2 separate regions of the Homo sapiens genome follow, and region 2 is linked to region 1. A link is an interaction called in ENCODE POLR2A ChIA-PET data of the cell type or tissue named here. Cell type or tissue: PC-9. All regions are shown on one strand. Links, peaks and the distances in the headings refer to the core of each region. The heading gives the core; the rest is flanking DNA.

Region 1 (5,374 bases), core at 80-5,079:
AATCACTGCTTACCCCACCACGGAGGGAGGCCCTGTCAAAATGAAGGAGGTTCCTTCCCTCTCCTGGGTGAGGGGCTGGGATTCCCTCTGTCTGTGAGTATGGGAGTGATTAAAAGGGAGGCTGGCTGAGTGCCTTACACAAATCATTTCCAGCCACACACCCGAGGGACACTGCAGGAATGCAGGGCCGAACACAAACGCATCCTTCCTGCTGGGCCTGGCTCAGAAGAGAAAGTCATGTCAGACCCGGGGAAGGGAGCTTCTGGGTGGACAGTGGGTAGAACAGCAGGAATCCCAGGCGAGCAGAGTCCAGGGCTCCTCCTCCGAGGCTCCATGAAGTAACTCATGCAGGAAGAGATGGGAAACAGCCTCTGCCCAGGTTAATGGGAGCGAGTCATGGCCACCTCCCAGGAAAGGAGACTGGGAAAACAGCAGGACCTAGGCCTTTTCTTCCACAGGGCAGAGCAGTCTGGGGAGGCTTCGCTGCTGCCCAGGCAGGAGACGGCCATGAGGACATGTATATTCCTGCGGTGAAAAAAACGGAGGCCCAATTTTGGCCACAGAGGAGATTCCTATCACGGAGAGTGCAGGGACTCTGCCTAGCATTTGAGGCACTTCAGGAAAAGCAGAATGGAGCATGGCACCCAACTCTCCACTCTGACTTTCTGAGTCTTGAGCCCCAAAATGTAGGTACTTTCAAACAAGAAAAGTACCAAGAAAGAGTCTTTTGTAGTTTGCAAGCATGATGATTCGGTTTTGAGAGGTGCCTCCCTCAAACCTTGTAGACGTCGTCATCGGCACATTACCTGCCTGATGTGAAAAAGAGAAAGAAAAAAAGGTAGCAAATATCTGGGGATTTTCTTTCACTGGTTGCTTTTAAATGCTTTAAAATTAAGAGACATTTTTATCCCCTTTATAAAACTGGAAAGATATGCCAGTTTAAAGGTAAGGAAGTGGGCTGGCATGGTGGCTCATGCCTGTAATCCCAGCACTTTGGGAGGCCGAAGCAGGTGGATCACCTGAGGTGAGGAGATCAAGACCAGCCTGGCCAACATGGCGAAACCCCGTCTCTACTAAAAATACAAAAATTAGCTGGGTGTGGGGGGTGCGCCTGTAGTCCCAGCTACTCGGGAGGCTGAGGCAGGAGAATCGCTTGAGCCAGGGAGGCCCCAGCTACTCGGGAGGCTGAGGCAGGAGAATCACTTGAACCCGGGAGGCAGAGGTTGTGGTGAGCCAAGATCACACCACTGCACTCCAGCCTGGGTGGCAGAATGAGACTCTCTCAGAAATGAAAAACAAAAAAATAAAAAAATAAAGGTAAGGAAGTGGCTGATTACCTCTTGGTTCACACGTGGGTGTATGGGCATGGGCCATGGTGGTGTGGTCATAGTCGGTAGAACATGTGTGTAGATATAGATATAAATGTAGCTGTAGACAGAGATAGAGATATATGTCACAGTCAGTGGAACTTAATATTAAACATTCGTGGAAAGAGCTGTCAGTGCTGACCACAGGCAGCTGATCTGTGACCTACACCAGCCTCTACTGCTAAAATTATTGTGACCTTAAGCAAGTCAGTTTCCTATTCTGAGCCTAAGTGTTCTCATCTATAAATGAGGTAATTGGACTAGATATTACTATTGTTTCTGCCGGGCGCGGTGGCTCACACCTGTAATGCCAGCACTTTGGCAGGCTGAGGCAGGCAGATCACAAGGTCAGGAGTTTGAGACCAGCCTGACCAGTATGGTGAAACCCCGTCTCTACTAAAAATACAAAAATTAGCCGGGCATGGTGGTGGGTGCCTATAATCCCAGCTACTGGGGAGGCTGAGGCAGAAGAGTCGTTTGAACCCGGGAGGCAGAGGTTGCATGAGCCAAGATCGCGCCACTGCACTCCAGCCTGGGCGACAGAGCGAGACTCCATCTCAAAAAAAAAAAAAAAAAAAAAATCGATGCTTCTAGTAAAACCAATTGTAGCCCATTAAGAGAGTAGTTTTTAGTGCTCCCGTTAGGTAAGTGTATTCTGCTTTGTGCGGCTCAGTAAGAAAGCCAGGAGCCATAATACTTGGGTTCCCATGTTGACTCTGCCTGTTTCCATCTGATGAGCTTGGATAAGACAGCATGTCTCTCTGAGCCTCAGTTTCAGGAAAGGATCCATCACTTCTCCAAAGCTCATGTGCTCCGATCTTGTCTCATTCCCCAGAGAAAGGCTTTGTGGTGCAAAAACCAAAATGTCTCGGTTCTCATTTTGTCACTTCCAGCTAAGGAGACAGGCATTTCTGAGCCTTCTCCCTTAGGCACCCTATCACAAATAATAAACATTAGTCCATCCTATATCCTGACTTAAGAGGCACCTCAAAATATAATCCCCTGGGGCTTAATGGAGCATAAATACACAGCAGATGAAAGCATCTTGGGGTTTTCCGCATGTAAGCTCCCATTACCTTCTTAAGCTGAGTCACGGTCCCTGACCACATTCTCCTCTTGGATGGCTCAAGGTGGCCAGACTAGTTATGGGACCATTTGGGAGAGGAGAAGACCCATTTCCTTCTGGCAGTTTTCCATGATCTTGAATTCTAGAACCAAAAAGAACACCCCACTGAGCCTCAATTCCTCGGATTGGGTAAGGCCACCCTTCCTGCTAATTGATCGGTAACAGAACATGACACATAACTTCCATAAACACAGGAGCTGGAAAGAGGGGTGTTTCCATGAGGCAGCAGGTGGAGTAGGTAAGTACGGAGGCCCTCGAAGCACTGGCTTTGGATCAGACAAACCCAGATTTGATTCTGGATGGACTACTTTCTAGCTGTGTGAGCTTGAGTGAGTTACTTAACCTCTCTGAACCTCAGTTTCCCCCTCTGTAAATATCTACTTCCCAGCATGATCATGAGGTGTAGACATACTATCTAAAGAGCAGTAGTCTCAGTGCAGGGGCTCGCATGTATCTGGGGCTCAATAAATTCTAGCTCCTCCTCCCTTCTCCTTCCTTTCACAAAATAATATTAGAAACGTGACAAGTCGATGACTGTTAGCTTGGTAGCATCATGAACCCATCATATCAGGCCTGTACCTAACTCTTCAGGTTACTATTATCCCCTAACCTCTTACCTTCTCTGATCTAGTCACAGATCAGAGAACCACCCACCCATTCTCAAATCACACCCTACACTGTGCCATTGTGTGTGCAATTCTTTGCCTAGACTGCCCTCCCCAATCTCCACATGGCCAAGTATTTCTCATTTTTCAAGGTCCAGTTCATCTATTTCTGTCTCCCCATTGCCCTCAATACTGGCAGCAAGGCCCTGTTCAAATGCCATGTTATGTGGGAAGCACTCCCTCACTTCTAACTGGAAGTAAACGCTGCCTCTTCTAAGTGAACGCAGAGGTTTTGCTGTGTGTCTCATCATTTTTCCCTTCTATAATAAAGAAGTAAGAATACCAGCCCCTATCCCTCCACCAGCTGACTAGGAAGCTCTTTGAGAAGGATCAACATTGCGTATGCATCATCCTGGAAACCCTCAGGAGAAAACTCTGAACAGAGCAGAAACCCAGCAAATACTATTGAGTGAATACATGAAGGGAGATTAATATATTTGGAGATGCTGAGAAAGAGAAACTGTACTCTTCAGACAGGGAGTAGAAGGGAAAGAGAAGTTACACTGTCTGCATACCTGCTGTGTGAGATAGATATCGCAGTTCCTAGTTACAGAGGAAGAAAATGAAGCTCGTGGAAGCTAAGTAACGATGTTATGCAACCATTAATGGGTCCAGCTACATGGGCACTTTCCCCAGAGAGCTGGGCATGTGTCATTTCATGTAATACTCACAACAACCCGTATGAAGCAGTCTGATTCTCATTTTGTAGATGAAGAAGCTGAGGCTAGAAGAAATTAAGTAGGTAACCCAAGTTTACAAAGTTCATGGAGTGAGGGCTGTCAGTTTATACCCAGCCTATCAGATGTGGATAATTGGTGGGTACTTCGTTTTCTGTAACTGATCATTTTGTCCTCTAGAATCCCAAATCCCACTGAAGAGCAGGAAACAAACAAAAACTTGTCAAGTCAAAGATCTCATGTTTTTTGCCGGGGAAGGGAGGTAAAAAGAATTTCTGTTTCTGTCTTTGTTTTTTCCGTTGTCTATTTCTTTTGAACAGTACTGTGTTCCAATAATTCAAGGCTCAAACTTCCTTCCAGGCCTGTTTGTCCTTCTCTGAGCTTTCCTCTTTCCCTCCTCCCTGCAGGAAGGCTAGTCCTTGTCCCATCCCCTGAGTTCTCGCCACCTTAGGAGGAGAAGTCCCTCGTGTGCCTGCTCCCAGGGCCCAGTTCACACCTGCAGCTAAAGTCCGTGCCAGAGGACATGTCTGTTCTCTTGGCCCTGGGCTCATCTGAGGCCTGGTGTTCACCCCTCTCCCCTTCTTCTTGCTGCTGGTTCTGTGCCGCCCCAGCTTTTCCCAGTACAGCCAACCTGGGCCTCCACCTGTGTCTTGTGGTGTGGACAATCGTCACAGCATCTGCTGTGGGTCACCTCCCCCTTGCCATAGAGGACTGCTGCCCTCAGCTGACCTCTCAGTGACCTTCTGCTTTCCCCAGTGGGCCCTCAGAGGCTTCCAGATCAGGCTGGGGAGCACAGAGGCGAGGCGTAGTCCTTCCTCAGGCCAGCTGTCTCTCCGCGAGGCCACCCAGGTCACTGTGAGGCCGTCCGCAGGGCAGTCTCCTCCCAGGATTTCTTTAGCAGGAGGGGATACAAACCACTCTTGGAAATTCCCCCTGCTGAACTCACTTCTAATCTTCTCCCTGTGGGTTCGGCCCGGCCAGTGAGCCAGGCCACAAGTGTCTGGCCACTTGCCCTCCTCCTTCCCTTCCCTCTTGCCTCCCACTCCCCACAAACCCCTTCTCCATGCCACCTTGATGTTGAAAGGGTTCCTGTCCCCTCTGCTGTTTACAGATCTGCTTCCTATACCACATTCTCCTCTTTCCCGAGATGCCATTCATCATTTTCCCTTTCCTAGAGCCATAGTGGCAAAATGGATGCAAGGAAAATATATAAGGAAGGTGTCCTGGGGGCCGGGCGTGGTGGCTCATGCCTGTAATCCCAGCACTTTGGGAGGCCGAGGCTGGTGGATCATCTGAGGTCAAGAGTTCAAGACCAGCCTGGCTAAATGGTGAAACCCCGTCTCTACTAAAAAATGCAAAAATTAGCTAGGCGTGGTGGCGGGCGCCTGTAATCCGAGCTACTTGGGAGGTTGAGGCAGGAGAATTGCTTGAATCCGGGAGGTGGAGGTTGCAGTGAGCCGCGATCACACCACTGCACTCCAGCCTGGGCGAAAGAGTGAGACCCTGTCTCCAAAAAAAAAAAAAAAAAAGAAAAAGGAA
Region 2 (5,374 bases), core at 164-5,163, 81 kb before region 1:
GTGTCAGAGGCGGCACTGGGCTAGGCGATGGGTGGGCTTATGAATTCTTAAAACATATATTTCCACGTTTTCTACCATAAATGTGCATTTTACATTTTATTTAGAAAATTATAGTCTATAAATATAATCTTATCTAGGTTTTGTTTATTTTCTATTTTATTTTAGTAGAAATTTCCTCTTTAAAATCCGGGCTTTGTCTGCATCTGTGGTGGTCTAAGAATAAAAGGGGCTACTTCCTTTTTGAGAGAGTGAGCCCAGAAAGCATCGACTGGGCAAGGACTACACTCGGCTCAACTTTGGAACCTCAGGAAGAGGTCCTCGTGGTGGCAGACAGAGGGGACTGCACCAGGGTGGACACCTGGGTGGGAACCTGGGCGGGCCGAGGCCTCCTCTCTGCCTGGTGCGGCTTCCTGCATAGGTCTGACCACCACTCAGACCAAAGCCACCCCGCCCCAGAACTGGGGTCTGACCAGACATCTCTCACTGGCCCCCACTTACAAATATGCAACTCTTTCTTAGCAGCTGCATGTCTTCAAGGAATGATGGGACACTATGTTTAAGCTCCAGAAATCGAAGCAGGACTCAAAGAAGCAGGCCAGTTCTGCTCTGCCCCCAAAGGTGAGTGCTTACTCTTTACTGCTGCATTTTGGAACAGTAAAAAAATAATCGTTTACAGCAGAGCATCAGAGAATGCACAGTCCAAGGCTTATAGGAAATACTTGCAGGTTGGTTAGCTGGTTGGCTAGTTGGTTGGTTGGGAAACATCTGCTGTGGGAAGGTAGAAGAGAATTGGCCCTGTGGCTAGAGACAGCTTGGAAATGGAAAGAACCCTGAACTGGGCTCAGGACCAGGTCCCCTGACCTCTCTATGTGACCTTGAGCAATGCACTTCCCTACCTGGGACGTCATGTTCCTCCACAGACAGGGGATTAAATAGGTATCACGAGATAACTTCTGAGACCCATTGCGGTGAAAGCATTTTGTGATTTTTGCCTCTGGAGGAAGTATTGAAAAGTCAGACAGTCCAAAGATGAATTTTAAAATGACTTCCAAGTCTGATTCCTGGGACAGTTGGGGCCAGAAGAGGAGAACAACCTGCATTTACCATTAGGACCAACATGAAGTGGAAAAGAACTGCCCCAGAGCCAGGGACCTGAGTAGGCAGGACTCGATGAGAACCGCCTGGGCAGACAGCATCAGCAGACACAATACTGCTGATTTTTTTTTCCCAATGGAAAAGTCCTTTTTGTCTGAGGCAATGTTTTCCACAGCTCTAGGGGACTGTGGTCATTTCCTAACAAGATTTTTCCTATTTTGTGCAGCTGGGGTCTGGCATTGGAAACACTGAGTGTTTTCAGGCTGAAACTCACTTAGGTCCTCCAGGGCCAAAGGCTGCTGGGTAAATTCAGGGTTTGGTGCAATCTGTGCTATAGTCTCTGCCCCTCAAACCATGGGGCACTGCCCTTTTCTTTAATACTTTGGAATTATAGCATTAGATACATAAAATTACAAAATATCAGAGCTGTAAAGACTTTGAGAGGCCACCTAGTCTATTCTTCTTCTAGAGAAGGGGAAACTGAAGCCCAGAAAAGGAGAGGAACTGACTCCAAGCCACACGTTCAATTAGAGAGAAGCCCACCCTCCTGACTCTTGATCCAGGTCCTCTGGACTCTCAGCCAACACCTGTCCACTGCACTTCCTCCTTTGGGGATGTGGGGAGTGAGGTGACCAGGAGAAGGTCACTTAGAAGGTCACTTAGAAGGTCAGTTAGAAGAGAAACTAACTGGCTATGAATGATTTCATATGTTTCAACCTTACGCCTCTACCTCCTGGTTACCTGATGATACCTCTCTCTCTATTTCCTGATTACTCCTCCTGGTTACCTGATGATACCTCTCTCTCTGTTTCCTGATTACTCCATCCTTGTTCTTTGGCTTTCAGTGTTTATTAGAGATAATAGATGGACTACATGCACACACAGGTTCATTCCATTGACGTTCACCAAGAGCCTTCCACTGCTGAGGATGCAAGATGAGTAAGTTACAGGTCCACTGTAGCCTGGGAGAGTCACTTTCCCTGTCCGAAGCAGTGAGCATAGCAGAGTCCAACTAAAGCACTGCTCAGGTGGCACAGAGAAGGGGTTTGCTCTGTCTAGCGCAGATCGGGGATTGCAGAAGAAGATTGATTGGCAAACAGAGATCTAACTATACATAATCGATGCCGATATTTTGCTTATTTGGTAAAGGAGTTGAAATCAATTTCTAGCATATGGGTAGGTGTTTGTATTTAATTTATCATGACCATCAGGCAAGGGCCATGAGAAACAGGGTCTCCCCTGGATTCAGCCTCATATGGTTCTGCCTCAGGTGGCAATTTCACAGCGCCTTTCTCTACTTCATCTTTTCTGGTATTAGCTTACACTGCTGACTAAATGCACCTGGCCTGTTCATAGCCTAAAAGCCTCTGCCAAAGTCTTTCTCATCCCACTGAAGACACAGCCTTCGGGAAGGGACAGCAGGCTAAGCCAAGCTGAGCCTGTGCCTGTGCCTTTGTCACATTCTGGAGCCACAATGGGACTAGGGACTCCCTTTCCACCGGGAGGCTGGGAGAGAGTACGATGGGAGTCAATCTTCCAGGTCTCTTTGAAAAGAAAGTCAGTTTGAAAATGTCGAACACCTGGCTCAGTTAGACCTTTCTCCAGGTTGTCATTTACTTAGAAAAGGAGCACTATTCAAGCCTTAAATGTCAGCTTCTTGCCTCTAAAACTGTGGGATCGGGTAAACCCCTGGGCACTTCAGCCTGTACTCCTATACCAAGGGCTGGGCTCCCTGGCTGTTAGTGGAGGGCAGCAGACACCCTGCCCAGGAATCCTATACCAAGGGCTGGGCTCCCTGGCTGTTAGTGGAGGGCAGCAGACACCCCGCCCAGGAGTCAGCCCCAGGGAAATGTCCACTAGGTACCAAAGATTCTGGGATTTCGGTTTGTCTGTGAGTTTCATGCATCTCATTCCTGAGGGCAGTTCCTAAATCTTTACCCTTGTATGTTTGAAAGATGACAACTCTTTAAAAACACGACTAGACCTGAGCTTTAAGTCCCAAGCTTGGGTCCCTTTACCTGGCAGCTCTTCCTATATCCAGCCAGCCGCCTTCTATGAGCTAATCCCTGTCTTGGCTCCTGCCTGTGCACTGCCTTCCCCATCCCTGTGAGGCACCATATGCTTAATGATACCCTCTAAAGAGGACGAATCTCCCTTAGCTGTCCTCTAACATTTGGAATGTACTGTCCCCTCTACAGTGTTAAAAACCAAAACAAAACAAAATAAATTAAGCTCTAATGCAGCTGGAGAGCTAATGGACCTCTCTTTCCCAGGAAAAGGAAAACAAAGATTCCAACCATTTGCAGCTCCTGAAAAATTCCGCCGACAGATGATCAGCCTCATTCCAGGCTAACTAACTGCTAACGAGCTTGAATTCGCCTATTCAGGGAATGTCCTTTGTTCACTTCTCTGCTACCTGAATTGTCTTCCCACTCTGCCTTCAGACACACTGAGCCAGAAGTTCAGCTCGGGTGCAAGAGATGGCAAAATGTGAGCCTCGAATCATCAGAGATCACCACAGTGCTGTCTTGAAATTCAAGGCAATATGAGTGTGTTACTGGGCTCAGTATCAGCCGGTATTACGAGAAACACTGGGGCATTTCCAGTGCAGATTATTTTAAATGGGAGAGTTCTTTTTTACTGTCACTTCTCCATTCTGGTCATAGAATGATTATTGACCATTATTGGGCCCTAACCATATTCACAAAACGTGGCTCTCACCCAGTATTTCCACATTATTGCTCTAGATTGCTTTAAATGGAATATACACACAGTAATGAGTCAGTTTTAGTGGAAGAGGCTTATCCTCAAGCCTTACATAACTGCACTGTAGTCTTGACTTTGTTCCTGTCCAGCTACTGGGCTGAAGACAGACAAAACAAGTCAGCCAACTCAGTTTAACACCTCCCTCGACCGTGCCTCCCCTTGCCCCGACACACGCCAGATTAACACTCTTCTCAGGCATCATTCAGAACAACGGCTCTCAATTCTGGCTGCAAACAGAATCATCAGGGAGCTTTTTAAAAACAAAAGAAAAAAAATCAATACCCAGGCCCTACTCCAAATCAATTAAAATAGATTTTGGGGGGATGGGCCTCAGGCATGGGAATTTTTATAAAGCTGCCGTGTTTATACCGACGTGCGCCATAAATGGGAATCTCTGTTTTAAACTTGACCAAAATTAATGATTAGAGGTTTTGCTTGCACACCAAGCAGGCAAATTTAATATTTAATATTTATATAAAACTTAAGATCATCACTCTTGGAATCAAATAAAACCAACAGAAAGGTACAACTATATAGTGCAACCAAGTTGCACAGGAAGAGAACAAAAATAGAGATACTTGCTCTTTTTTTTTTTTTTGAGATGGAGTCTTGCTCTGTCACCAGGCTGGAGTGCAGTGATACGATCTTGGCTCACTGCAACCTCCACCTGCCAGGTTCAAGGGATTCTCCTGCCTCAGCCTCTCTAGTAGCTGGGACTACAGGTACGCACCACCACACCTGGCTAATTTTTGTATTTTTAGTAGAGACAGGGTTTCACCATGTTGGCCAGGATGGTCTCGATCTCCTGACCTCGTGATCTGCCAGCCTCAGCCTCCCAAAGTGCTGGGATTACAGGCATGAGCCACTGCGCCCAGCCAAGATACTTGTTCTAATGCCACCTAACTTGGCCAGATCTTTGGAGGCCCTAAAGCAATAACATAGACAAACAACTTTGGACAAATAAGTTTCCACCGAGTATGCACAGATTAAGACTTTAACTCAGGGATGAGGGAGGTCACAATAATGAGCAGGATCCCAAGGTGTCTGGCTTTGGCAGCCAGTTCTCCCCAGACTGCGTCTTGCTTCATATGTGCCCTTTAGATAAGAGGGCCTAACAGGCTAATGGGAGCCTAATGGTAAGTGGGGCTAGACTCAGACTAGAAATTTGGCAGGACGATGCCCCGGGATCTAGGCTGTTCCATTACTATTCCCAAAAGGGGAACAATGCTGAATAGAGATCTGAAGTAGAATCAGCCTGTCCCTGGGACAGGGTAAGGGGAGAGGTGGGGAGTGAGAGGGCTCAAGACAAATGATGATACACCTTGTTCAGATCTCCTCTTCAAGGTCTCTGCAGACAGAAAAGTGCCATTCTCGGCAGCCCCCGGGACAGTTCCACGTCAGGCTCATCCCTCCCTGTACCCACCATGGCCTAAAACGCAGGTTTGACTGTACTAGGAATCAGGGATGTTTGCACTCAGCTACAGTATATCTCCATAGCCATGTGTCAGTGACT

What was found. ChIA-PET counts read pairs that join two places held together with the same protein. Peaks named below come from ENCODE experiments on the same cell type or tissue, not always from the same donor. Only the 100,000 strongest peaks of a DNase experiment are listed, where the experiment ranks them.
Region 2: POLR2A ChIA-PET joins it to region 1 with 6 read pairs; 3 of 35 experiments call an interaction of 5 or more read pairs at or near these places.

The regions. Positions count from the first base shown.
Region 1 is chr3:197,334,899-197,340,272 of GRCh38, reverse strand. It overlaps LOC101926923 (a long non-coding RNA gene), which reads right to left. Exons shown (of 3, transcript XR_001740580.2): 2 at 2,444-2,575; 3 at 1,338-1,428. It also overlaps the pseudogene LOC124906373. Among named protein-coding and RNA genes, the nearest start is that of DLG1, 39 kb to the right of the region's middle. In PC-9, for the core only: no CTCF peak of the experiment used is centred there; DNase peaks (open chromatin) are centred at 372 and 2,422; H3K27ac peaks cover 1,036 bases.
Region 2 is chr3:197,416,224-197,421,597 of GRCh38, reverse strand. LOC105374308 (a long non-coding RNA gene) reads left to right here. Exons shown (of 5, transcript NR_189108.1): 4 at 520-618; 5 at 3,369-5,374. Among named protein-coding and RNA genes, the nearest start is that of LINC02012, 91 kb to the left of the region's middle. RefSeq lists a silencer at 3,266-3,560 and an enhancer at 3,172-3,687. In PC-9, for the core only: no CTCF peak of the experiment used is centred there; no DNase peak of the experiment used is centred there.